Regions from separate parts of the Homo sapiens genome. Here region 1 is linked to region 2. Evidence: read pairs that join two places in POLR2A ChIA-PET (ENCODE). Cell type or tissue: K562. All regions are shown on one strand. Links, peaks and the distances in the headings refer to the core of each region. The heading gives the core; the rest is flanking DNA. Region 1 overlaps TPM1 (tropomyosin 1). Region 2 overlaps USP3 (ubiquitin specific peptidase 3).

Region 1 (8,144 bases), core at 3,363-5,862, 460 kb before region 2:
CAGCTCCGGGCTCCTTTTGTGCTCATTTGATGTGGATGAGCCACGAGTATGGAACATGGAGGACTCGTGTGGGGTGTCTTATGTATGAATGCGTGTATCACTGCATGCCTTACCTGCACACTGATTTTGTGAATGGCCTTGTGCATTTCCTGTGTCCACTAACAGCCAAGTCCGACAGCTGGAAGAACAATTAAGAATAATGGATCAGACCTTGAAAGCATTAATGGCTGCAGAGGATAAGGTACTGATGGCTCGTGTGGTTTTTAGGTTTAACTGCAACCCAGACATCTTTCAGCTTCCAATGCCTCCTGGTTCGTTTGGTATAACGACTGCACCTTCACTTCACCCTCTGCTATTTATATCTTGCCTTAAGTGCTTTCCCTTGGTCCTTTATGCTCCTTTGTTTTCCCTTCATAAATGCTCTTTGGGCAGCCAAAAAAGGAGCCAAATTATCGCACTTCAAAGTTGTTGGATTTGGTCACCCTGCCTTCTGCTGTTGCGAGGTTGGGGGGCAGTGTTCCTGGAAAACCTAAACATTTTAATACCTGATGATTTGGCTACTTTAAGGCAGCCCTTCGTCTCTAGGACTCAGTTTTCATTTTTTCCCATCCCTCTCCTTTTTCTCTCCTCCTTCCTTTGGCTTGTCTCCCACCCTTTCTGCCTCTGATCGAAAACATTAGCAAATGTGCCGAGCTTGAAGAAGAATTGAAAACTGTGACGAACAACTTGAAGTCACTGGAGGCTCAGGCTGAGAAGGTAGGCCAGGAGGATGGTGTGGGGGAAAGGCATCTTTTAAGAGCTGCTCAAAAGAGGCCCTGCCAGAAAGCAACACTTACAGTAGACATTTTAGTAAAATGGCAATATTGTGAGGTGATTTTTGGAGAGTTACTAGATAACAAATTCTTTTTTTTAACTAGAGAATTTATTTTATGTTAGGGATATGAGGCATCAATTTAATTTAAACCAAGTGCCAAGTGGATAAGTTATCTTGTTGTTATCCCATGTAAAACAATAGGCAAGAAAGCAGAGAATGTATTGCAGTGTGCCATTTGATATCAGAGGTTCCATTACCTCCTAAGAGATCCTTAACATCTGTTGGCTGAGCTGGCGAGTTCTTTGCATGAGAAGCCATGAGTAGATTGAGCTGCAGCCTGACATCTGGAATGCTCTTTCTAATTACAGTACTCGCAGAAGGAAGACAGATATGAGGAAGAGATCAAGGTCCTTTCCGACAAGCTGAAGGAGGTAATATGAGAGTTGTGGATGAAGCCAACTGGATTTTAAATGAGTTTGTTTTCATGGAACCGGTCAGGGCCTTTTCATTTTAAAGTTCCAATGATCCAAGTCAGGAATATTCAAAGGTCGCCTTGGAGTTTATGTACTGTGCTAACTGCCATTTCTCACAGAGGTGACTGAAACTGACAAGTAGTTTCTGATCCATTTTATAGGTGATGTGCTTCATTTTCATCCTCTAGTTTTCCCTATGTTTGTAGCTACAGGAAACATAAAACTTCCCAACTTTAACTCAAATAAATCATTACAGGCTGAGACTCGGGCTGAGTTTGCGGAGAGGTCAGTAACTAAATTGGAGAAAAGCATTGATGACTTAGAAGGTAAGATCTTAAGTAGTGTTTTTAGTTTAATCCTTATGGTTGAATACCAACCTGGCAAAACAATTTTCCAATTCAAGGGCATCCACATTGATACGCTCCTTTGCACTTGCACATTCTTCCTGTGTGTCCTCTGGGGTTTTTCTCTGTGGCTCTTGAACTCATGAACCTAAGTCTTCTGCTCACGAGGTGACTAGTTAGCCACCAGCCATAGTGGCAAATGCCATCCAGCTTGACTTCATGCTCATTACAAGTGTGGCAGGTTTATTTTTCACTGTGAGTGAGGTGCTTATTGGTGAGAATGACTCTAGTATATTTTATATCTTTAGTGTTACTTCCTAATTAAATTGGGAATGATGTGGTGATTGTGGTCTTGTTTTTAGAAGAACCCATCTTCTTCCAAGTATGAATTCAAAGTAAGGATTTAGGGGTTATTTTAAGTCATATATTATCTTAACAAAATACTTTATATCCTGAAGGAGGAGGGAAAAATTATACTTAAGCATTTCTTCCCTAAGGCACTTAGGTTTTATTTTAGTAATAACCACTCTATCTCACAGATATCCTAAATGTTGAGCTTTGAAGCTTGTGAAGGATTAGCTGTGAACAAGAAAGAAAAAAGACAAATATCTACATCACAGAAGGGATTAGAGAAGGAACTAGTGTTTGGTGCAGATAATAACCAAAATAGTGGAGAAGAGAGAATGACAAATGGTTGCAAAATGATCTGCCAAAGTGCAGCAAAGTATGAAACCTGCAGCATTACAAAAACTAAGTTGCAGACTTGCCATATAAAGTGTGGCGCCCATTGCTTTTCAAGCCTCCTGGACCAGTAATAGGCAGCTTGAGTGGGAAGACCACAGGAGTAGCTTAAATGGCACTAAGAAATCGCTATCCCAGTGGTCTAGTGTGGTCAGGAAGTCAGTGGTTTGAAGGTGGAACCAGATAAGGACTACAGGCTGTAGTCACAAATTGTTCTTCCAAAACACTGCCCTTGCATTTTTTTCCCATTGTTTATAGCTGCAGATGCCTGACTACTCCAGTGTAATTAAAATATAGCTCTGCAAAAGAAAGATGTTCCATTAGCCCCTGCCTCCCCTCACCAGGAGACAGCCTTCTGTGGTTTCGTTTACAATTTAACATGGTTTACTGATATACCTACCATATTTGTTAGGATTTTCATATTGAGTCTTTTTCATTTTATTTTCTAATGGGTTTTGTTCTCTTTGTTTTTGTTTCAATTTACTTAAAACAAAACGCACGCCTCCTGCATTGGCCACCTGCTGCGGCACCAACCCCTTCATGCATTGCCCTTTTCTTGCTGCTGTGTTGGGATGGTGCGCGCACCACCCTCACTCACCCTCCATTTCTTGATCACTCTCCATGTTCTTGCACCTCTGCCTTCCACTTCCTGGTCATAGACGAGCTGTACGCTCAGAAACTGAAGTACAAAGCCATCAGCGAGGAGCTGGACCACGCTCTCAACGATATGACTTCCATGTAAACGTTCATCCACTCTGCCTGCTTACACCCTGCCCTCATGCTAATGTAATAAACTCACCACCATGCCTTCCTTGCTCCCTAATCTCCATCTTTGCACTCTTGTGTTCACCCTTTTTGTCATAACCTAGAATAGTCATTGTTTTTTCACTTTCTGCTAATATAAAGGCCAATTAGATTAAGTCTGTCTATACAAACCATTTTCTTTTCAGAATCCGTTTATTTTGTAAACGCTGAACTAGAGCAGTGAACTAGAATGAGTGACCTTGAGCACTGTCCTTTTGGGAAATTAAGCTAAACTCAAGTAAAACTAGAAGGCCATGCCGTTTGTTGTACAGGAACTTCTCAAAAAATATCAAAATTTGTTTCCTGAAATTCAACTAAGTACAACATAATCATTTTCGTTAAATATAATTTGAAGGAACCCTTAAAGTGTCAGGTTATTGAGAATCTGAGGATAAGGAAATTGGCATGATCCAATACAGCTTTAACAGTGGTACTACAAAAGATCATCTCTTTTACTTTTAAGAATTCTAGAGTAGGCCGGGCACAGTGGCTCACGCCTGTAATCCCAGCACTTTGGGAGGCCGAGGCGGGCGGATCACGAGGTCAGGAGATTGAGACCATCCTGGCTAACACGGTGAAACCCTGTCTCTACTAAAAATACAAAAAAAATTAGCCGGGCGTGGTGGTGGATGCCTGTAGTCCCAGCTACTCAGGAGGCTGAGGCAGGAGAATGGCATGAACCCGGGAGGTGGAGCTTGCAGTCAGCCGAGATCGCACCACCGCACTCCAGCCTGGACGACAGAGCGAGACTCTGTCTCAAGAAAAAAAAGAATGGTAGAGTAAAAAGAACCCTCTGCTGAGTAACCAAGCCTTTAATTTTGTGTTTTTATGAAAGGAATTAAAATACCCACGATAAATATTTACCACAACCTGTGTCAAATAAATGGGAAATTAAACACAGATTGTACAATGTGAGCTTGGGAGTTAATGGCCCAGATTTTACTGTTAGGCAGTAAGAGTTGGAGTAGGTAGTCTTGTTATCATGAGAAGAACCTTGAACAGATACAACTAATTTACATATTACTAACCAAACTTAAACATTAAACTTTTTCTACTACTTTAAATTCTAACCTGGAATGTTTCAGAGTTCTTCATTCTAATATCACCCTGAATTCCATTGAAGCTGGAAATGTCATTTTCCAAGCCCACCTGTCATTCATTTACCCATGCAGAAAAAATGGTAACTTGAAGAGAGTGGCATGTGCCTGCTGCCTTAGAGGTTATAGAATCCCCACAGTCAACAAAAAAGCCTCTAGAGACATGACTGTTGCCATGGAAACCAGAGAAAATGTGTCTTCTCATCCCTCATTTGTAAATGAGGGGGTGGAGCAGATCATCTGTCTCTAAGGTCTTTTTCAGTGCTAAAATGTGGTGATTCTTTGGGAAAAACTTTTTGCATCAAGTATGATTAAATATTCTGAAAGACGAGTGTAGCTTAAAATTTTTTTTGTTTTTAAATTCTGTTCATGGGTCTTCTTAAAATGGACCCTTGCCGAAAGGCGGCCTGTGACGGCCTCAGGTGGGAAGATGGATGTCCTTCCAAGGGTGTGGCTGGCAGTGGGGTTTGCATGACTGCTTCTTGTCTGTGTTTCAAGTGCTCTCATCTATTGGTTTGGTTTCCTTTCTTTTTTTTTTTTTTCTCATTGTGCCACTTTTTTTTTCCTCCCACCTTTTTATCTTCACGCAGATAAGTTTCTTTGCTTCACTTCTCCCAAGACTCCCTCGTCGAGCTGGATGTCCCACCTCTCTGAGCTCTGCATTTGTCTATTCTCCAGCTGACCCTGGTTCTCTCTCTTAGCATCCTGCCTTAGAGCCAGGCACACACTGTGCTTTCTATTGTACAGAAGCTCTTCGTTTCAGTGTCAAATAAACACTGTGTAAGCTATTTCTGTTTGCTATTCTTTTTACTTCTTATTTATTGACATTTTAGTTTCAACATTGAATAAAACTACAAAGCTGCTTCACACATATGAGGGTTAGTGTTTGGCTGCTGCTTTTTCTTTTTAAATACTGAACACTATACAGAATTATATCAGGAGTTTCTAAAGCAGTAGTTCCTTGTTGAACTTCAAAAAAATACCCAGGCCTGCATTCCCTCTCAGAGTTCTGATTTTCAAAGGTTAGAATGAGGTCTGGACATCTGGGGGGGTTTTGGGGGAATTGTGATGGCTCTGCTTTGCAGTCTGGGTCACACAGGGGACATTGCTTGTTGAGAGTTGAAAGGTCTGGCTTGATCAGTGTCTTCCTTTGCTGGAGGTTTAGCTCGGGATGTAGTGACCCCTCTGTGTTGATTATTTCGGTGGCCTTACTTGGGAGGACCTGGCTAACTAATGAAAGGCTCATGATGAATGGTTCTGTAGCTGTCCCATATTACTAGGAAGTTATACATTGAGAAGGGTGAAAAAGAACTTGGATTCAAACAATGTAAGTTTTGGTTATTGTCGATCATCCTTTTATAGCACAAAGAAAAGTTCAAGCTTTTTTGAAGTATATTCATGACTCAGCCACCTTTATTTTGATCATGAAAATGACATCTTAGGTTTTCTAAATATGATTACTCTGTTTAGTCGTGATTTGTTTTGTGCTTTTTAGCACATACTCTTTGGGAGGGATTGTACATAATCTTTGTGTTCAATGGCTGTGTTTTCATTTGTGGACATTTTTAAAATATAGCAATGAAAGTTTCTTTTTTTTTTTCCCAAAAAGATAGTTGGTGGAAATTGTTCAGAAGACAATTGTATTTCATTTGGGCTTCTGTTTTATTTCACAAACAGCAATTAAGTGATTTTTTTAAAAAAATACATTGCAAAAAATAGAACTTTAACTAATATGGACTTTAGTGTTATAATTCCCAACATTTCTCCTTCCTCAACAATCTAGCTATATATTTCTCCTGTTTTTTTTTTAACATGGATGATCTGCATGTTTTGTATATAGTTTTTTTAGCCCGAGAGGGCTGATATACCACCATACTCAAATAAATTTGGACAAACTCAGAAGATAGTGTCATTCTCACTCTACAGAGACTTCAAAGCATAGAGGAAATACTTTTTTTTAAAGAAAGCTGTGAATTAAAGTATTTTAGTCATAGTATGGTGGAATTTTAGAATCTGGACAATGTCTCTCCCTTGAGTTTATAAAGACTTCCATGATTTCATGCTTTTCTTTTCTTAAGGCTCCTTGGGCCTGCTTCTGACTATGATTCCTTCCTCATTCTTTTTTAAATTCAGAATAAGAGAAGTGTACCCTTCTCTGAGTAAATCCTGCTTCCTGATGTAGACAAAATGCCAAGTCTGAAAGTTCTGCTGAGCAGATGTTCATGTAATTCTGGAGGCACATCTGTGTTTTGGAAATCCTTCCAGAGACTTTCGCACTTTCTATAAGTACACTCTACAAGGGGAAGTGGGGCACTAATGGACTGGGAGGGCAGGTCAGGAGTAGCCCAAGGTATGCATGTGCAAGAGGAAAACTTGATAAACTCAAGTTTATCAAGAAATTGTTGATTTCTTGTTCAACTGTTGATTTGAACCAGGCTTCTGGTTCAAAGGGCCAGGCCATAGCTACAGCTGCTCTGGTGGGCCAAACCAAAAGCATCACTGAGTTTGGGCACTTGAAGTTTCAGACAGCTGGGAGTCTCCATAGAACCGGAAGGGAAAACACTTCCAAGGATATGAGCATGTCTTGTCCCTGCCTTTGGGCCACCCATGCACACCAGCTCCACAGCAGCTGAAGCAGAGCAGATCCAGAGGAGGCTGTCGGAGGGACCACTGTCCTTCCTGCTGAATTCATACTGACCCTCTGGATTCTCCAGATTTTCTCCAAAGTTCTTCCATTCTAGCCTGGCCAAACATTTGGGCTCAGCAAACTGAGACAAGCTCCCCACCCATGGCGACACTTCCTATGTCCATAGTGTGAATGTAGTAATGGGATATATGTCTTGGAACCCCCAAGCATATGTCACGTGCAAAACACCGTGGGAAGCAGTGGGGGTGTGGTAAAGAGATGGGCTGGAAAGGCTCTTTGTCCTCAATAAGCTGGGCATCTGATGGGGAGATAGAGGAGTGAAGCGAGTCCGAACTAATAGGCATGTGTATTTGGAGGCAACAAGGAAGAGAGAACCATTCTGACTGGGAGCTCCCTGGAGGAGGTAGCGGACGTTTGACTGGGGTTTGGCATATTCAAAAAATGTGGATGAGCAAAGAGGACAGAGCAGCAGATATTCCAAGCGAGAAAACATAACGAGCATAGCATCCTCCCATGTCCTACCATTTATAAGAGAATGTTAATGTGAGAACTGCTCAGTCTCCTGACAGACCCGGGGGCTGCAGGCACATTTTCCCTAGGGGTAGGTCTGTTAGCTTTTCAAGATCATGAAGTATTTTTAGGTCCAAGTTGTCACCAGCATTCAAAGCCACCGTGCATCCTCCAGCTGTTCCCAGTGCATACCGGGCTCTTGCTTGTCATAGCTTGGATGTCCCCTGGATCATCAGATACAGACTGACTCCTGCACTTGTTTTCCCCCGTAAGCAGATCACGTGTCAGTGTGTAAAATGTATATCACGCTGGTCTTCATGTAGGTGTTGCAAGTTTCGTTCATTTTATACACATCCATTAGCACCACACATGAATGCCATCCTCTTCAAGAAGTAAGCAGATAGGGCTGGGCGCGGTGGCTCATGCCTGTAATCCCAGCACTTCGGGAGGCTGAGGCGGGCGGATCATGAGGTCAGGAGATTGAGACCATTCTGGCTAACACGGTGAAACCCCATCTCTACTAAAAAAAATACAAAAAAAATTAGCCAGGCGTGGTGGCGGGCGCCTGTAGTCCCAGCTACTAGGGAGGCTGAGGCAGGAGATTGGCATGAACCCGGGAGGTGGAGCTTGCAGTGAGCTGAGATCACGCCACTGCACTCCACGCTGGGGGACAGAGCGAGACTAAGTCTCAAAAAACAAAAAAAGCAAGCAGAT
Region 2 (16,580 bases), core at 8,276-10,775:
ATAATTTTTTGAAGCTATTTGTGTCTGGTCTTCCAAAGGCAAAAATGGCCCATTTTGACTCTGATTTAGTAATCTCCTTTGGCTTTAGTGGTTTTTATCCTTCCTCCCACTATCCTTTCCCCTCGTTTAGAGGTAGGAGGAGCCCAGTTCCAGTATTTAAAATGAAGATCAAGAGTGGCATAATAGCTTCATTAGGTGTTTTTCACCAAAATAGGTCTGAATAAGTCTGAATTTGTGGTAGAAGGAACCATAACAAATTTGTTTAGTGCATTACAGTTTTTGAGAATATGTTGTTTCACACACATTGTTTCTATATGTTGTTTCCATTTCATGGTGAAAGCATAAGGAATCCATTTAAAAATAGAGTAAAATGCTACAGCCAGTTGGGGGTTGGGGGCAGCCCCGTGGACCAGAATTTGCCTCTGTGTGGGAAGTCAGCAGGACCAGATGCCCCTCTCTTCTTTGGCTCTGTAGGTATCTGGATCTCTTAACATATAGATGACAAGTTTTGGCCAGCTTTGAAATTACATTTGCTAGTGGAGGACACATATCATTAACTCTGCAGTGGGAATAAGGAATTCAGTAGGTGCCTGACCCCAAATGATAAACTGCTATTCTAATTTTTATGCTGTGTAATATATTTTAGACTTTTTAATAAAAAAGATAAAAATTGAGCAATTTCATGAATTGTTATGTTACATCAATTTACCATATGAAGATTAATTCATGTTTTCAGAACAGTAATACACATTTCTGAAATATACAGAGACAGGTAATAGTATCAAAGGGCTTAAAATAGAATTTTAGTCTTCCTCGCCTCCACTCTCAGTCCTGCTGTCCACAGACAATCTCTGTAGGCTCTATTTAGCATTCTCTCTCATATTTACCTGCATAATTCTAACCAATGCTCTGTTATTTCTTAATTTGTCATTTTTAGGTATTATTCCTTGATATCTTGCTGTGGTAAATGAAGACTTCAGTGTTTGCACCACTTGCCCTTCAGTCTCTCCATTTCCCAATATAATTAGATTACATATTTTGGTTACTATAGTGATTCATTTTTCTTTCTTGTCCAACATTTTATTTTTTCTTGAGTCAATAATTGCCTCTTTTAAAAATTGCTTAGTTTACCTTAGACACATTTTCTCTTAAATGTTCCTTTAAACCTGTCAAAGGTCTGTGAATATTATTTTTTAACCCATTCAACGGATTAGATAATCTCCAAGCACTAACTCTTTTCTAAAATCCTTTCCAGAGCCCTCTGACCTCTGCTGTCATTTGAAATAGTTCTCCAGGCTGGACAGTTTTTATCGTGTGATTCCCTCTGTTGTTCTCTTATAATATTAGATCCCTTATTTCTTGGATCCCATGTCTTGTTTTTCTTGGTTTATTTCATTGTTTTGCTGGAGTACATCAAGCTCCTTTCTCACAGGAGGTAATTTTTTTTTCTCTAATTGCATGGCACATTAAGGGAGGTAAATTTTTGAGCCTTTGCAAGTCTGACATTTTTATTTTACCTTTATACTTGATTGCTTGGCTGAATAGAAAATATTAGTAAGAAAATAATTTTCCTTTAGAGTTTTAAAGGCATTGTTGGTTTGTTTCTAGGCTCCCAGAGTTGCTGTTGAGAAACCTGATGCCTTCCTGATTTCCTCCTCCACATATGTCCTTTTATTCTTTTTCCTATAATTCTTTAAGGTATTCTTTTCATCCTCTGTATTCTGAAATTTCAAAATATGGCTGGGCATGGGTAGTTTTTTTTTTATTTTATTTTTAATAGGAAGTGAAGGGATTTTTTTATGTATAGGTTCACATCCTTGAGTTAAAAGACATTTTTTTGTACTATAAATTTGATAGTGTGCTCCTCCCCCCATACTTATATCCCCCAATTTATTCTTTTTTTTCTTTCTGGAACTCTTATTAGTTGGATGTTGGGTGTCCTGAGTGTAGTCTCTGATTTTCTTATTTCTTTGCCTTTTGGTTCTAGTTTCTGGTATATTTCCTTGATTTTTTTTTTTATTATATTATACTTTAAGTTTTAGGGTACATGTGCACAATGTGCAGGTAAGTTATATATGTATACATGTGCCATGTTGGTGTGCTGCACCCATTAACTCGTCATTAGGCTTATTTAACATTAGGTATATCTCCTAATGCTATCCCTCCCCACTCCCCCCAATTTCCTTGATATTTTTTCTTCCATTCCTTCTGTTGAATTTTGATCATTGTATTTAAAAATTTTAAGAGCTCTTTCTCATTTCCCAATCATTCCTTTTTCACATATCCTCTTGCTATTGTTTTGCAGTATCTTCTCTTACCACTCCAGCAGTTCAGAGTATGTTGGTTTTGAAGTTTTGCTGTGCTCCCTGTATGGTTTCTATTTCTCCTGGGTTCCTCTTTTTCTTTTTAAAATGATTCTTTCAGATTGGAGGTTTTCTATAAAGATCTGTTTTGTCTTTGTCTTTTCATATAACAGTGAACTTTTTCATGTAAAAAGCTTTGTAACTGGGTGGGGCTTGTCCACAGTGGGCTTCACTGTGAGGTGGGGAGCAAGTCACCTTCATTGGAGGAAGACACTCATATCTGTGCTGAGAATTTTTTCTGGTACCATTGAGTTTTTCGGTTTTCCCTCTGGGAGGTGGGCACCTGGCCACTGATGTTCTGAGATCAGATTGCAGAAGTTCCATGACTCAGTTGTCCTTAGAGTCCCTAGTCTCCTTGTGTTCAGTCCTGTCCTTACCTGCTGTCTGCTGTGTCCCTATACCTAGAGCTCCTCCCATCTGCATTCTTCCTGGCTGACACTCAGGCCATAGCTTCCTCTGCACTACTAAGATTGTTATTGCTCCCCTAACTTCTTTCTCACTTACAAAAAGCTGTTGAAATCTTTTGTCTGCTTTGGTTACCTCACACTGTTCTCTTTATCTTTGTGGGTTTGTATCTGTTTTTTTCCTTTATTGTCATTTAAGTGGGTCTTAGGTGGGAGAAGAGCTAAGTAGAATTTGCCACGTTTAGTTTAGTGTCCATTTTTAAATGTATATCATTTGTAATCCTGTTTTTAGGGCACAGTGTTTTGCCCTATCAGAAATGGATCTTATTAGTTACTCAGAGTTAAATCATTGAACTGAAATTTTACATTAATCTATTTGAATAAAAATTTATATTCAGATTTACCTTCTCTGATAAATAGAACAAAATATTGTTGCTGTTATCAGAGTCAGCAGAGAAAATAGGCAAGCCAGGGGGTTCGACCTTGCTTGGAAAGTCAGATCACAAGCCAGGCTTTGGATAGGTATATGCCTGTGAAAGAAAGTTGTAAGGTCATTGGGACTACTGCAGTTAATGCATTGTAATACTTTTATTGGACTAGCTCATCATTCATTAATGAAGGCAAGTTAGTGCCAGGTTTATAGGATTTTTGGCTCTGTACATTGGTAATTTAACCTTCTCCCTTGTGTTTTAGTTTTTAAAAAGTATGATCTTAATTGGAAGTAAAGGACACAGATTTTTAATCTCAGAATTTAAAAAGACTTTTGATTTTGATATAATTTTATACTCAGAGAAACACTGCTAAGAATAGTACATACAAAGAACTTCCGTATACTTAGATTTGCCAGTCGTTCACATTTTGCCTCATTTGTTTTATCATGTATATATTTACTCTCTGTTTATATATTTCCCCTTATTAATTTACAGATATAACACTCCTTTATCCATAGTTTTGTTTTTCCCCAAGAACAGGTCTCTTTTTTTTTTGGGACGGAGTCTTGCTCCGTTGCCCAGGCTGGAGTGCAGTGGCGTGATCTCGGCTCACTGCAAGCTCCGCCTCCCAGGTTCACAGCATTCTCCTGCCTCAGCCTCCTGAGTAGCTGGGACTACTGGCACTCACCACCACGCCCGGCTAATTTTTTGTATTTTTAGTAGATATGGGGTTTCACCGTGTTAACCAGGATGGTCTGGATCTCTTGACCTCATGATCTGCCCGCCTCAGCATCCCAAAGTGCTGGGATTACAAGCGTGAGCCACCGCGCCTGGCCGGGTCTTTCTTTTCAATCAGCAGAGAATATTGGTCAAATCAGGACAGTTGATACTGATAGAATGCTGTTACCTAATGCACATTCCATGTTCAGATTTCCTCAATTGTCCCAACAATGGCCTTCATAGCTATTACTCCTTTCTGTTTACCTCCCCAGCCACCCTGGATCTAATCCAGGATCATGTGTTATATTTAGTTGTCATAGCTCTTTAGTTTTCTTTCATCTCCAATAGTTCCTCAGCCTTTGTTTTTCATGTCTTGGCTTTTGGCTTTTTTTTTTTCTATTCTAACATCATAATGTCTTGTTATTTTTGAAGAGTTCATTTCAGTTATTTTATAAAATGTTCTTCAGTTTGAGTTTTCAGAGGTTTCTTCATGGTTAGATTCAGGTAATGCATTTTTGGTAGGAATACCACAAAAGTAATGTTGTGTCTTCTCAGGCATCATATCAAGAGTTGGTCTGTCTTGTTTTTGGTGATACTAACTTTGATTACTTTATTAAGGTAATATTTGGTAGGTTAATCAGCTATAAAGTTACTATTTTCTCCTTTGCTATTAAGAAGTAATTTGTGGGAAATGTTTTTAGATTATGTATATACCTCGTTTCTTACCAAAGTTTTACCCAGTAGTTTCACATCCATTGATGATTCTTGCCTGAATCAGTTATTAGTAGGATGATTGCAAGGTGATGATTTTCTGACTCGTAATTCTTTTACATGTTAGTTGGCATTCTGCTATAAGAAAGAACTTTCTCCCCTGCTTACTATTAATTTGCTTACTTATCTTAATAAGCACTCGGTTTTTTTTTATTCTAAGGTACTCATCATTATTTATTTTGAGGCTCAAATTAGCTTATATTTAGCTGGTGGGAGCACCCTTAAGCTGTGATTTGGGCACGCGCCGTCATTCTTTGAGCCCTTTTTACTTTCTCGCACAAGATGTTCCAGGCTCATCTTGTACTTAGCCTGTTGCAGCCTTGGAATTAGCCATTTCTCCAAGTAGCCCTCATTCTTTTTGGCTGGGAATAATGTTTATAAACTAAGATCTCTCAGCACAGTAGAGCTGAGAAATATAAATAAATAAGCATATCTACATCTGTTTATGTCTGTGTGTATTTGTGTGTTTATCACCATGATTTTATACTGATACCTACAATTTCATTCAACACCACAAGCCTAGTCTTGCCCCTTTCCATATTTGTAACACCTTTCTCCAACAGTAAGAACTGGTTCCCATTATCTACAATGAGTGTGTACTCATTTGCACAATTCTATAATCAGAGAAAATAGTTCCAGAATTGCTAACCCATACCATTGTAAAGAAAACCCCTTATAACTCAAGTTCAAATTTGTTTACAGTTCTTTTTGTCTGTATACTGAAAACATAAAAAGTACTATGTTAAAAAGCTATTTGGTTTAGTTTTAGTCTCCCTTTTAATACACTTATTTAACATAAAGTTTGTTCATTTGTTTGTTTGATTTCTGTTTTAGATTTTTTTTTTTTTTTTTTTTTTTTTTTGAGATGGAGTTTTGCTCTTGTCCCCAGGCCGGAGTGCAATGATGCAATCTCGGCTCACTGCAGCCTCCGCCTCCCAGGTTCAATCGATTCTCCTGCCTCAGCCTCCCGAGTGGCTGGGATTACAGGCGTGGGCCACCATGTCCGGCCAATTTTTGTATTTTTAGTAGAGACAGGGTTTCACCATGTTGGCAGGCTGGTCTTGAACTCCTGACCTCAAGTGATCTGCTCACCTTGGCCTCCCAAAGTGCTAGGATTACAGGCATGAGCCACCATGCCTGGCCCCATTTTAAGATTTTTAAAATCTCATCCTTACTGATTTTATTTTGCTTTTTGAGTATATAAAACATTATCATGGTTCCAAAAGTTAAAACTACACAAAAAGCTGTGCTAAGCAATGTCACTACCTAATGCCGGCCGCTCACTCCTACCCACCCCCTGTAGACAACCAATTTCATTAATTTCTGATTGATCTTTCCTGTGTTTCTTTTTGTAAAGAAAAGCAGGTGGGTATTTTCTTTTTTTCCCTCACAAAAGATAGCAAACTAGATACATTCTTTTGGACTTTTTTTTTTTTTCATTTAGCTGTATATCCTGGATGTCACTCCATGTTTGTAGGAATTTTCCTTATTCTCTTTTTTAAAACAGCTTCTAGTACTCCATCTGTGGATGTGCGACAGTGAATTCAACCCATCTCCTATATGTGGGCATTTAGGTTGTTTCCAATATTTGTAGTTACAAATAATGCAGCAGTTAATACCCTTGTACAAAGATATTTTTGTATTATCAGGTATCTTCAGGGAAGAACACACAAAAAAATTAACTTTTTAATTGTGTGAGCAGCAATATGTAAGATAATACTTCAAGCTATTTGTCTGCCTACTCCACACTTCCACTGTGGTCTTAGAAATGTATCCAAGGCTGTTGAAGTGAAATACTTATCTATCGTAATTATTTTTCTGTTGGGAAACCTTGAAATTAGAGAGCTGGAAGTAGCCTTGGGGACATTTTTAGTCAAGTAGTAGCCGATCATAGGCCCTGGGTCAGGGTTCATTTTAAGCAGTTAACTGTTCCTTGTACACACTCATCAGTGCTTTTCTGTCAGCTCGGCTCAGACCAGCTGTTTCGGATACTTCTCTCTTCCATTTAATTTAATTCACAAGAGGTTCCTTCATGTTGAACTGTTGAGTGGCCACTCCCTGGAGTTATAGAATGGCAGTAGGACAAGACAATTATACATGGGATAGAAATAAGGATTTCAGCATCTGTTTTCTCTGATAGGCCTCAGAGGATTGATGGTTATGAACTGTAGATCGTCAGAGGAATGGCATCTTGGATTCCCAGATGCTGCTGCTGGTCTCCTCCGGTGATTTGTTTATTTGAGACAAAATCTTGCTTTGTTGCCCAGGCTGGAGTGCAGTGGCGCTATCTTAGCTCACAGCAGCCCTTACCTTCCACGCTCAAGTTATTTTCCCGTTGTAGAGGCGAGGTCTCACTATATTGCCCAGGCTGATCTGGAACTCCTGGTCTCAGGCGATCCTCCTGCCTTGGCCTCCCAAAGTGTTGGGATTACAGGCATGAGCCACTGTGCCCAGTCCTCTCAGGCGATTAATGACTTCTAGTCTTTTGTTCCAGCTAGTGAACATTGGAGTAGAAGGGAGACGTCCTCCTGCATTGCTAGATAACCACGTAAAAGGTTGGCTAGCATAGCTTCCCATCAGAGGGGCCACAAGTGGATTACATATGTGTTGAAATAAATGATCCCCTCAGCCTAGAGGTGGCTGTGCTCCCAGACAAATCATTTCTGGCTGTGAGAAGCCTCTTCAGTTAATGTGCATGTGTCATACAGATATTTTCTATGCGTGCCCTGACATGGGAAAGGTTGGGAAAGTAGGCTAAAGCACAGTCTCAAAATTAGCCTCTAAGGATGTTGCTAAACCAAGGATATTGCTCCTTAAAGAGAACCAGGTAATAGAGTGAAGAGGAATTGAATTATTTAGGGTAGAGGTTAAAACCTACTTGTCCATAAAGATAAGCTGATAACCATATCTTAAATCTGGTGTGATATGAAATTCTTACTCACTTCTTTGCTAAAACAAAGTTAGAAATTAAAATGTATTTCTAAGTGACTTGGCTTGTAACCCCATTTTATTGGATATTGGAATATAGAACAGTTCACATTAAAGAACTTAGCATCTTTGTTCATTTGAATTTTGACATTTTATTCATTGCTATACTGATAATGTACTGGCAGTGCACTAAATGAAGTAGATACCAAGGGTATATTATGGTTGATGAGATTAGTGAACCAGGATTTAATGTCTTTTCTGAATACTTCTGAGTTTGATGTATTCTAATAAAGTTTTGACACTTGAGTTGCTTCTGTACTTAAATGTTTTACCTGAGTGGCATTCTATTATCTAAACCTTATCTGTTAAAATGTGCTTCTAAAATGCATTTTTCCTGAAGTATTTTACATTAGATACGTAAAATTTAATGATTCTGACATTTAAGGTGGTTATAACAGTTACATCAATTTTGAAATAAGCTTATTAAAATTGAGTATTTGGTGTTTTGAATATAATTTAATTTAATTCTGGTGTAGGAGGATTTTGAGGGAATGGAACTGACATTCACTGAGTGCTTTCCGTTGATTAGGCCCTGTGCTGTGTGCACTTTATGTAGTTTATCTCATGAAATCTTTACCATAGCCATGTGAGGTAGAAGGTGGGATTTGACCCATTTCACAGAGAGGAGGCAGGCTCTGGAACGAACTTAGCGTAAGGTCATAGAATAAAATAGTAGAGCTACAACTTTAAGACAGTTGGTTCTGAAGCCCGTGCTTGATACAAGTCACATGACCTGTATCATATTTATTTTGAGTCTGCAGTGGAACAAATTCCTACAAAGGCAACTCATTCTGTTTGGTACATTTTTGTATAAAAGAGGGAAGGAATTCTTCTCGAAGGGTTCAAGGGCAGGTGATAAAGGAATTTGGCTAGTTCAGCTAAAACAATGTGGAGCAGAGTTTCCTGGTCACTGTGCCCCTTCCTTTTTAGGTCAGTTGTGGAACAATTTGCTAGGAATTTTGTGAGAAAATTGTGAGTAGTTCCAGCTTACAAAGGCCTGGGATCAGGCATTGCTGGGCATGATGGGGATCAAGTCATGCTGGCTGAGGAATATGTCAGAACTCTTGGGGTAAAGAGAAATAGAAGCAGAATGAGTAATGTTCTCAAGTCTTGTAATTATTTAGAAGCATTTTTCCAAGTTCAACCTTCAGTAAAGCCTGGGGTTTCCTAGAATGCTTATTAAGTAACATAATCCAAAGAAGCAAAAGGAAGGAAGGATAAGGATTTGTGCCTTTTAATGAAGACAAAAGGAATTTCTGCCACTGTTTATGGCACTTTCTTAAGAATCTTTACCTAGAATTTGGGATTTCTATGGAAATAGTGCTTTTGAAAATTTGAAGGTTTTAAACTTACTTGTTACTGAGTTATTGTTAGGAATGATGTTTGTGCTCAAGAATTAGGTTGTCCTGAGATAGAGGTGGCACATCTAGATTTGAGTTATTAAAATATTGATGTGATACACAAAGATTTAGTCCAAAGGACAGTGGCAGCTTAGTTGAAGATAAATATCAAGTCTTTACTCTCACTACTTCTGTTGTAGAGGGAGTAGTATAGTCATTGGATAGCTTTGAATCCTACTGGGTAAAACCTTCTGAAGTTTCTTTTGCATCCTCACTTTTCCTAAACAACAGGTCAGTCATTCCAGTGAGTTGTTTGGTGGGTGTGGATGATGCTGCATCACTGATACTGCTCCCTCTGTTAAGTGGTGGTCTGGTTATCTGTTGCTGCATGACAAACAGCCATACATCCTAGAAGCCTAAAGCAACCATTTCATTTTGCTTATAATTTTGTGGGCCAAGAATTCAGGAAGAACTTGCCTGGGATTGCATCAGGTGGAGAACGTGGACTCACAGAGTTACCAGACGTGTGTTAAGAAGACACTTTGGAGGAGGATGTTCTGGAGTCTTCTTAACTCACCTGTCTGGTACCTCTGTGCTCCTTGGTGTCTCTCTGTCCCCCAGTGGTGTCATAATCTCCCCAGTCTCCCTGCACATGGTTTGGGCTTCTCTCAGCATGTTGGTCTCTGGGTAATTAGACTTCTTACATGGCGGCTGGCTCTCCCAAGAGCAAGCATTTCAAGCAATAGCAAGAGGGAGCTGTGGATTTCATAAGGCCTGGAGTTGCAGGTTGACATAGAATCACTTCTGCCATATTCAGTGCGTTGGGGCAGTCACAGAGCCTGCCCAGATTCGGAGAATGAGGACATAGACCCTGTCTCTCCATGGGAAGAATGTCAAAGAATTTGTGGCCATCTTTAATCTACCACAAGGCCATTAAGCAAAAAGGAGAGGGTTGTTACAAGAAATGCTGAACTGACTTTACCAGCAAATGTAAGCCTACTTTATATAATGATTCAGAAGAGACTGATTGTCAGGAATAAGAAAGGGATAGAGGCAAAAGAGAGCCCCCAGAAGGAGGAAAGTGGAAAAATTTTTCATGGGAAAGTGGAAAGGCAACCAAGATAAACTTTGCTTCATAATTTTATCTTTCCTGCCTTGGACCTGAATTCAGTCTTGGTTCTGTGATCTTGCCCTTGAGTCCCAGGTGGCCACTTCTGACCACTTTGGATTTGGTGCTCATGCCTGGTCTCCTCCCCAGTATCAGGACCTCTGGTTGGCTTCCCAAGCTCTATATTGGTCACCCCTTTGACCCTAAGTATCTCCTGTTGCCCTTTATGAGAACTCTCCTGTTGCCCTGTTCCCTGGGAACCTAACCATCCTCTTTCAGAATGAGCAGCATTGTTGGGGCTGGGGAGACATCAGACACTGATTTTGGCTGCCCTCGGACTGCCTGGGCACCTTGGCAGTTGCTTCATGTAGCTTGATTCCTTCTTTTCTGGATTACATTATGGCTCAGTTCTTGCTCTCTTTTTGTGACTTTACCAACTCCTCCCCCTAATAATTTCAAGGGACTCAAGTTATAGATAGAAGAGACTTCTGAAATTTCAGCATAGAATAGGCTTGTGAACATGCAGTTCAGAGAGGATTTATAGTGTACAGAAGATTTTATGTCTTGCTTTTAAGCATCTAAAAATGTTTCATTTGGAAGGTAAGTTAGGTCCGTCTGGAATATATTTTTACTTATATGTACTGGAATGTTTATAGAATTTTTATGATGATACTGCCCTATCCTCCAGTTTTAAGAGGAATAACAGTTTTACTATTGATACTTTCACGATGTATGTGTGTGTTTTAATAACTGCTGCAAAATTTCAAAATTTTCATTGATTATAATTTTACAAATCCATAGAGCTATAATCTTGGATTTTGATTTAACTTTCCACTCATGCTTGAAAATTTAGAATAAGTTCATTTTATTAGGACTTTATAATACCAGTATCTTTAAATTTAAAACACTTTAAATTTAATTTTTATTATAAAAGAAATAATGCTGTTTGAAAAACTTTTAACAGTATAGTGGCTCCTATCCCCATGTTATTCCTTTTACATAGCTGATAACAGCTACTTCCAGTCTTTAAAAAATTTATATGCCGGTATGTAGTACATACATAGACTCAGAAACACATAGCATGTTATCTTTTTAAAACAAAAGTTTTAGTTTCCTGGACGACTGCTTTGCAACAGTCAGTGCCTTGAAACACTCTATGAGTTTAATTTCCAGCCCTATCACTTAGTAATTTAGCAAGTTACAGTACTGCTCTGTGCCTCAGTTTCCTCTTCTGTAAAACAGACCAAATGATGGTCTGTACCTCATTGGATTGTAGAAGATTAATTAGCACCTGTATATAGCACACAGTATGTACTATATAAATGTTAACTAAATGAAAATGAACTTGCTTAAAAAACATATCCTAGATGTTTCCTTATGGGTTGCTAATATTTTTAGAGTGTTGCACTTTAAAAATTGTGTAGGCGGGTGGTTCTTGAGTTTCACTGTTGTAGCAGCATGTTTGTCTGTAATGATCTTGAACAGTGATTCCACATACTTCCCACACCCTTGTTGCAGTGAGTTGCTGTTACTGATGGGCAATGTGTTTGTGTCTCAGGGATGATGGGAGGCAAGAAAAAACTTGAAAACCATTGGTTTAGAAAATTATACTACATTAGCAGTTAATCTTTTTGTTAAGCCTTTTAAGAGACTTAGGCAGAAAGTAGAGTTGGAAGGATTTTATTTATGGGGGATGATGATATGATTGTTTCATCTAACTTTTGCCAGTCCTTATGTTCTTTAAATTATTTTACTTTGAGACAGGGTCTTGCTTTGTCGCCCAGACTGGAGTGCAGTGGTGTGATCTCGACTCACTGCAGCCTTGACTTCCTGGGCTCACGGGATTCTCCCGCCTCAGCCTCCGGAGCAGCAGGGACCACAGGTGTGCACCACCATGCCCGCCTAATCTTTTTTTATTTTTAGTAGATATGGGGTTTCCCTGTGTTGCCCGGGCTGGTCTTGAACTCCTGGGCTCAAGCAATCCTCCCACCTTGGCCTCCCAAAGTGCTGGGATTACAGGTGTGAGCCACTGTGCCCAGCATGTTCTTTGAATAATTTTATAATTTAGAGGGGACATGATCATCACCTACTCTTCATTTTACACTAAGGAAATAGACCCAGAATGGTAGTGATGTTCTCTCTTCTGTAGCTAGTAATGGTAGAGCCAGAACTAGAATCCCGGTCATCTGATCCTCATCTTTCTGAATTCTTGAGAAGAAAAAGAGCCTTCTCTCCCAGTTGAAACAGCTGTGAATAATGGATGCACTATAAATGGCTTACCTGTCAGTGCCATGTGCTTAAACTATTCTGTGTAGAGACAGTGATGAAGTTGTGTCATAAGCGGTCATGTATGATGTTTTGTCCAAAAATTTAGAATTCCAGACTTGTTGGTAGGCCTCGAATATCAAATATCCTCTATTATGAGATTCTCTGTATGCATACTAACAGGATATTGAAGATCAGTGGCTATGTAGAAATAACATATTCAGTGTGGATGTGCTTTTGTTTTAAGAACTCCTTTTCTTGTGAACACAACCTGAAAAGATGCATGGATTAATTAGGCCTCTATAGGCACAGAACTCCCTGGTTTCTGCTCCGGTCTCTCTTGATAAAGGGCCATCTGCCCTTCCGTATAGCACGGACTAAACCACTTTTGGCCTCTAGGTCACTTAGATGCCTTTGTGTGCCTTCGGTTCTCATCTGGTTTTCAGGAGAGTTAAATGTTTAAGTGGTTTTAGGAGGAAGACTTGAGTCTGAGACATGTTTTAGAGGCTGGGGCTCTTCCCACCCTCTCCATGGCCCAGCATATGTGATAGCTTCTACCTTCTGGAGAATGGCTCTAGCTCAGGAGAGGATAGAGCTTCTTCATCTCCTCCATGCAAAGGAGCCCTCCTGCCATCTTGAAGAGCTTGAGGCTGAGGTGAGAACAGGGACAGAGGAAGATTCTGAAGCCGTAGCTGAAGAGGAGGCAGTGAAAGGAGCCTAGTGAGTATCAGCCTCTGGACTGAGAAGTGAGACACTGCAGTCAGGGTTGGAAGAATCCAAGTAAACCGAAGAAATTTGCTGGAGGACGGGGTATCTTGGTTTGAGGAAATTTTACAATCTGAGTAAAAGATGAGTTTCACTTATGAGACTCCCAGTCACACCGCTATGGCCAAGTGTGAGAAATAAATTGCATGGCTTCCTTTTCCCTGACATCACCTTGAAGTGTAATTGGATGTATTAAAGAGCCCTTATAAATTCCCAGACTTAACTTTTTAAGCCTTCACAAGTGTCTATCCTTATCACCCTTTCTCTCATGTACCAGCATTTAAGACTAAAAAAATAAACACTTTGGTTTAACATTTTTATGTTTTGCTAAATAGATACTATATTCAGAGCCTAAAAATATTTTTATTACTGTGTGGTTTTATTGTGTGGGTATCAGTATGTGTGTGTATATGAGTATTTCAGCTATATTATGTTTCATTTAGGGCTTTACAGACGACCCTGGAAACCTTTAATACTGTTTCCATGGGAAATGTGTTTATCCTGCAGGTAAACTTTTGAATCTCATCTATCTATAAATTGAAACTACCTTTTATAATAAGATAGTCCCCCTAAAGGTGATTAAAATAAATGGTTTTAAGATTATCTGTAGTATTCTTTTATTTGTACAATTACCTGTTCTCTTCTTAACAATAATTGAGAGTTTAATTTAAAGCCAGTGTTTTTCAGTCTATTTTATATTTGTCCTGGGTACATTAAAGGTTCTTAATTTGGATGAAGCATGTATAAACAGAGTGAATATTCCCCAAAGCAATGCCATTTATTGGCTTCAGAATCCCTCATAATACCCTATCCTCTGTATCTTTCTAGCCTTCAAATGTTTATCTGGTGTGACTGTATTATGCCCTCAGAGAGTACTGTATGTTGCCCAGGCTGGCCTCGAACTCTAGGCTCAAGTGATTCTTCTGCCTCAGCCTCCCAAGTAGCTGGGACTACAGATGCAATCACCACCACACTTGGCAGGTAGTAAAGTGGTTTTTTTTTTTTTCTTTTTTTTGAGATATATTAAAAGGCACAGTCCATAGTCACTTGTTTCCAATGATTTTGGAAGTCAGTACTTTATTCCCTTTTACTTTCTCTCCTTATCATTACGTATCTGTCTGTCTAATTGATGCACAATTCACATAACATAAAGTTAACCATCTTAAAGTGAACAATTCAGTGGCGTTTAGTACATCCACAATTGTTTTACAAGTACCATCTCTATCTAGTTCCGAAACATTTTCATAACCCCAAAATAAACTCTATACCAATTAAACAGTTACTTCCCATTCTCTTGACCCCCTCAGTCTTAGAGTTTTTTGGTTTTTTAAAATGTGTTATTGAATTGAGAAATTAAAAAAAATTAAAGCCTTGTGAGATAGTTGATATTATAAGACTAGCTTTATAATACCCTGTTCTAAATGCAGGAACATGAAGAAATGTGTTCATGCACCTTGAGTGGGGAAAAGGAGATCACCAAATTGTGTGTACTGTGTGTAGGTTTACAACCCTAAAGTGAGGAAGAAAGGAACACTTGGTAGGAAACATACCCAAAGCAAAGTCACAGGGATTCTGCTCCAGATTTCTTTTTCCTCGTACAAAGGAGGGACAAAAATCCTCCATAATTAAAAAAATATCCTGGGTAGTTAAAAACTTGGGCCTAGGCCAGGTGCAGAGGCTCATACCTATAATCTGGGCACTTTGGGAGGCTGAGGCAGGGAGGATTGCTTGAGCTAAGGGATTCAAGACCAGTCTAGGCAACATAGTGAGACCCTGTCTCTACCAAAAAGAAAAACAGAAAATTAGCCAGGCGTGGTGGCAGATGCCTGTAGTCCCTGCTACTCTGGAGGCTGAGGTGGGAGGATCAATTGAGCCTGGGAGGCAGAGGTTGTAGTGAGCTGTGATCATGCCACTGCAATCCAGCCTGGGCGACAGAGTGAGACCCTTTCTCAAAACAAAACAAAAACACAACCTTGGGCCTAAACTTACTATTGTAACGTAATTATTTCAGGATAATATTAACCTATAAGAGTTTTTTTCTCCCAGATTTGAGTTACCGTCATCCTTCCTTCCCTCCCTCCCTGCCTCCCTCCCTCCCTCCTTCCCTCCCTTCCTTCCTTCCTTCATTCCTTACATCCATCTTTTTTTTTTTTTTTCCTGAGGCACAGTTTGCTCTGTCACCCAAACTAGAGTGCAGTAGTGCAGTCATATCTCACTGCAGCTTCACCTTCCTGGGCTCAATTGATCCTCCCACGTGGCTGAGACTGTAGGCACGTGCCACCACACCCGGCTAATTTTTGTATTTTTTGTAGAGATGGAGTTTCACCATTTTACCAAAGCTGGTCTCGAACTCCTGGACTCAAGCAATCTGCCTGCCTCGGCCTCCCAAAGTGTTGGGACTACAGGCACGTACCAGTGCACCTGGCCCCAAAGTTCTTAATATTTACTAAGAGAAAAAAGCTTTACTGGAGAAACAAAATATTCATAATATCTCAGTACTCCAAATCATACCTCAAACCATGAATAGCTGTTCAAGTAAGCTGTGTACTAGTTTACTTTTTATTTTGTAAGATACATTTTATTGGGCTTTCTCTTCAAACTGTAAAAACATCATATTCTCATTGCTGTAAGGCAAACACCATAGGGGAGTACAAATAAAAAGCCAGCAGTCTCCCTCACAATAAGTCTTCCCAAGTACCTGCCTAACAGAGTTGTTTTAGCAGTTTGGTAGGTATTCTTCCGCACCTTTCTGTCATGTGGTTTACGTGCACATGTAACAAAATTAGACCCAGTTGAGTAAAAAATGCCTTCAGTGCCTTCAAGGATGGCCCTCATACTGAATGTAAATATGCGAATGCACTAAGAAAAGGGAAGGCCTTTGGCAACTAGAAGGGGATTTCACCACTCAAAGCTTTCATGTTCAAAACTAAAGTTCTGTACTGGCCAAACTGTAGAGTCCCTCAGGCAGTAATCACTGTGCTCTCCTATTCTCACCTCCTGTCCCCTCCTCTCATGCAAATATAGGATGAACATAGTCAAAGATTTATTTAACTCATTAATGAGGGAACCAGTAGTAAGATGGTAAAGCTGGCTCCAAGAGTATTTGGGAACTGAGTGTGTATAGACAGTGAAGAAAAAAACATTGAAATAAAATTGGTAGGTTAGATACAAAACTGGTTAATATCCTACAGGGTAGTATAATTGTAACCTTTGGAGTCTGCTGGACAGAAATTATGTAAAAACTCCATTACCTGTAATTTCATAGAATTTGGGTCCTGGTCAAGTAAGCAGGTCAGTGGTACTATAATTAACTATCTTTGGGAGGAGCTATTAAACAGTGTTTCAGTGTACGCTGAAAGGGCTTACAGTTCTCCATTCACCTTATTTCCAGTTTCGGTTAATTTTTTTTTAACAGTGAGAAAGGC

Evidence for each region. Peaks named below come from ENCODE experiments on the same cell type or tissue, not always from the same donor. Only the 100,000 strongest peaks of a DNase experiment are listed, where the experiment ranks them.
Region 1: POLR2A ChIA-PET joins it to region 2 with 5 read pairs; 1 of 35 experiments calls an interaction of 5 or more read pairs at or near these places.

What each region holds. Positions count from the first base shown.
Region 1 is chr15:63,061,033-63,069,176 of GRCh38, forward strand. It overlaps TPM1 (tropomyosin 1), which reads left to right. Exons shown (of 10, transcript NM_001018005.2): 6 at 681-756; 7 at 1,183-1,245; 8 at 1,544-1,613; 9 at 3,032-3,110; 10 at 4,864-5,146. The coding sequence ends at 4,867. Among named protein-coding and RNA genes, the nearest start is that of TPM1-AS, 16 kb to the left of the region's middle. In K562, for the core only: no CTCF peak of the experiment used is centred there; a DNase peak (open chromatin) is centred at 4,453.
Region 2 is chr15:63,515,031-63,531,610 of GRCh38, forward strand. All of the region lies in intron 1 of USP3 (ubiquitin specific peptidase 3), which reads left to right. Among named protein-coding and RNA genes, the nearest start is that of USP3, 19 kb to the left of the region's middle. RefSeq lists an enhancer at 15,905-15,954. In K562, for the core only: no CTCF peak of the experiment used is centred there; a DNase peak (open chromatin) is centred at 9,391.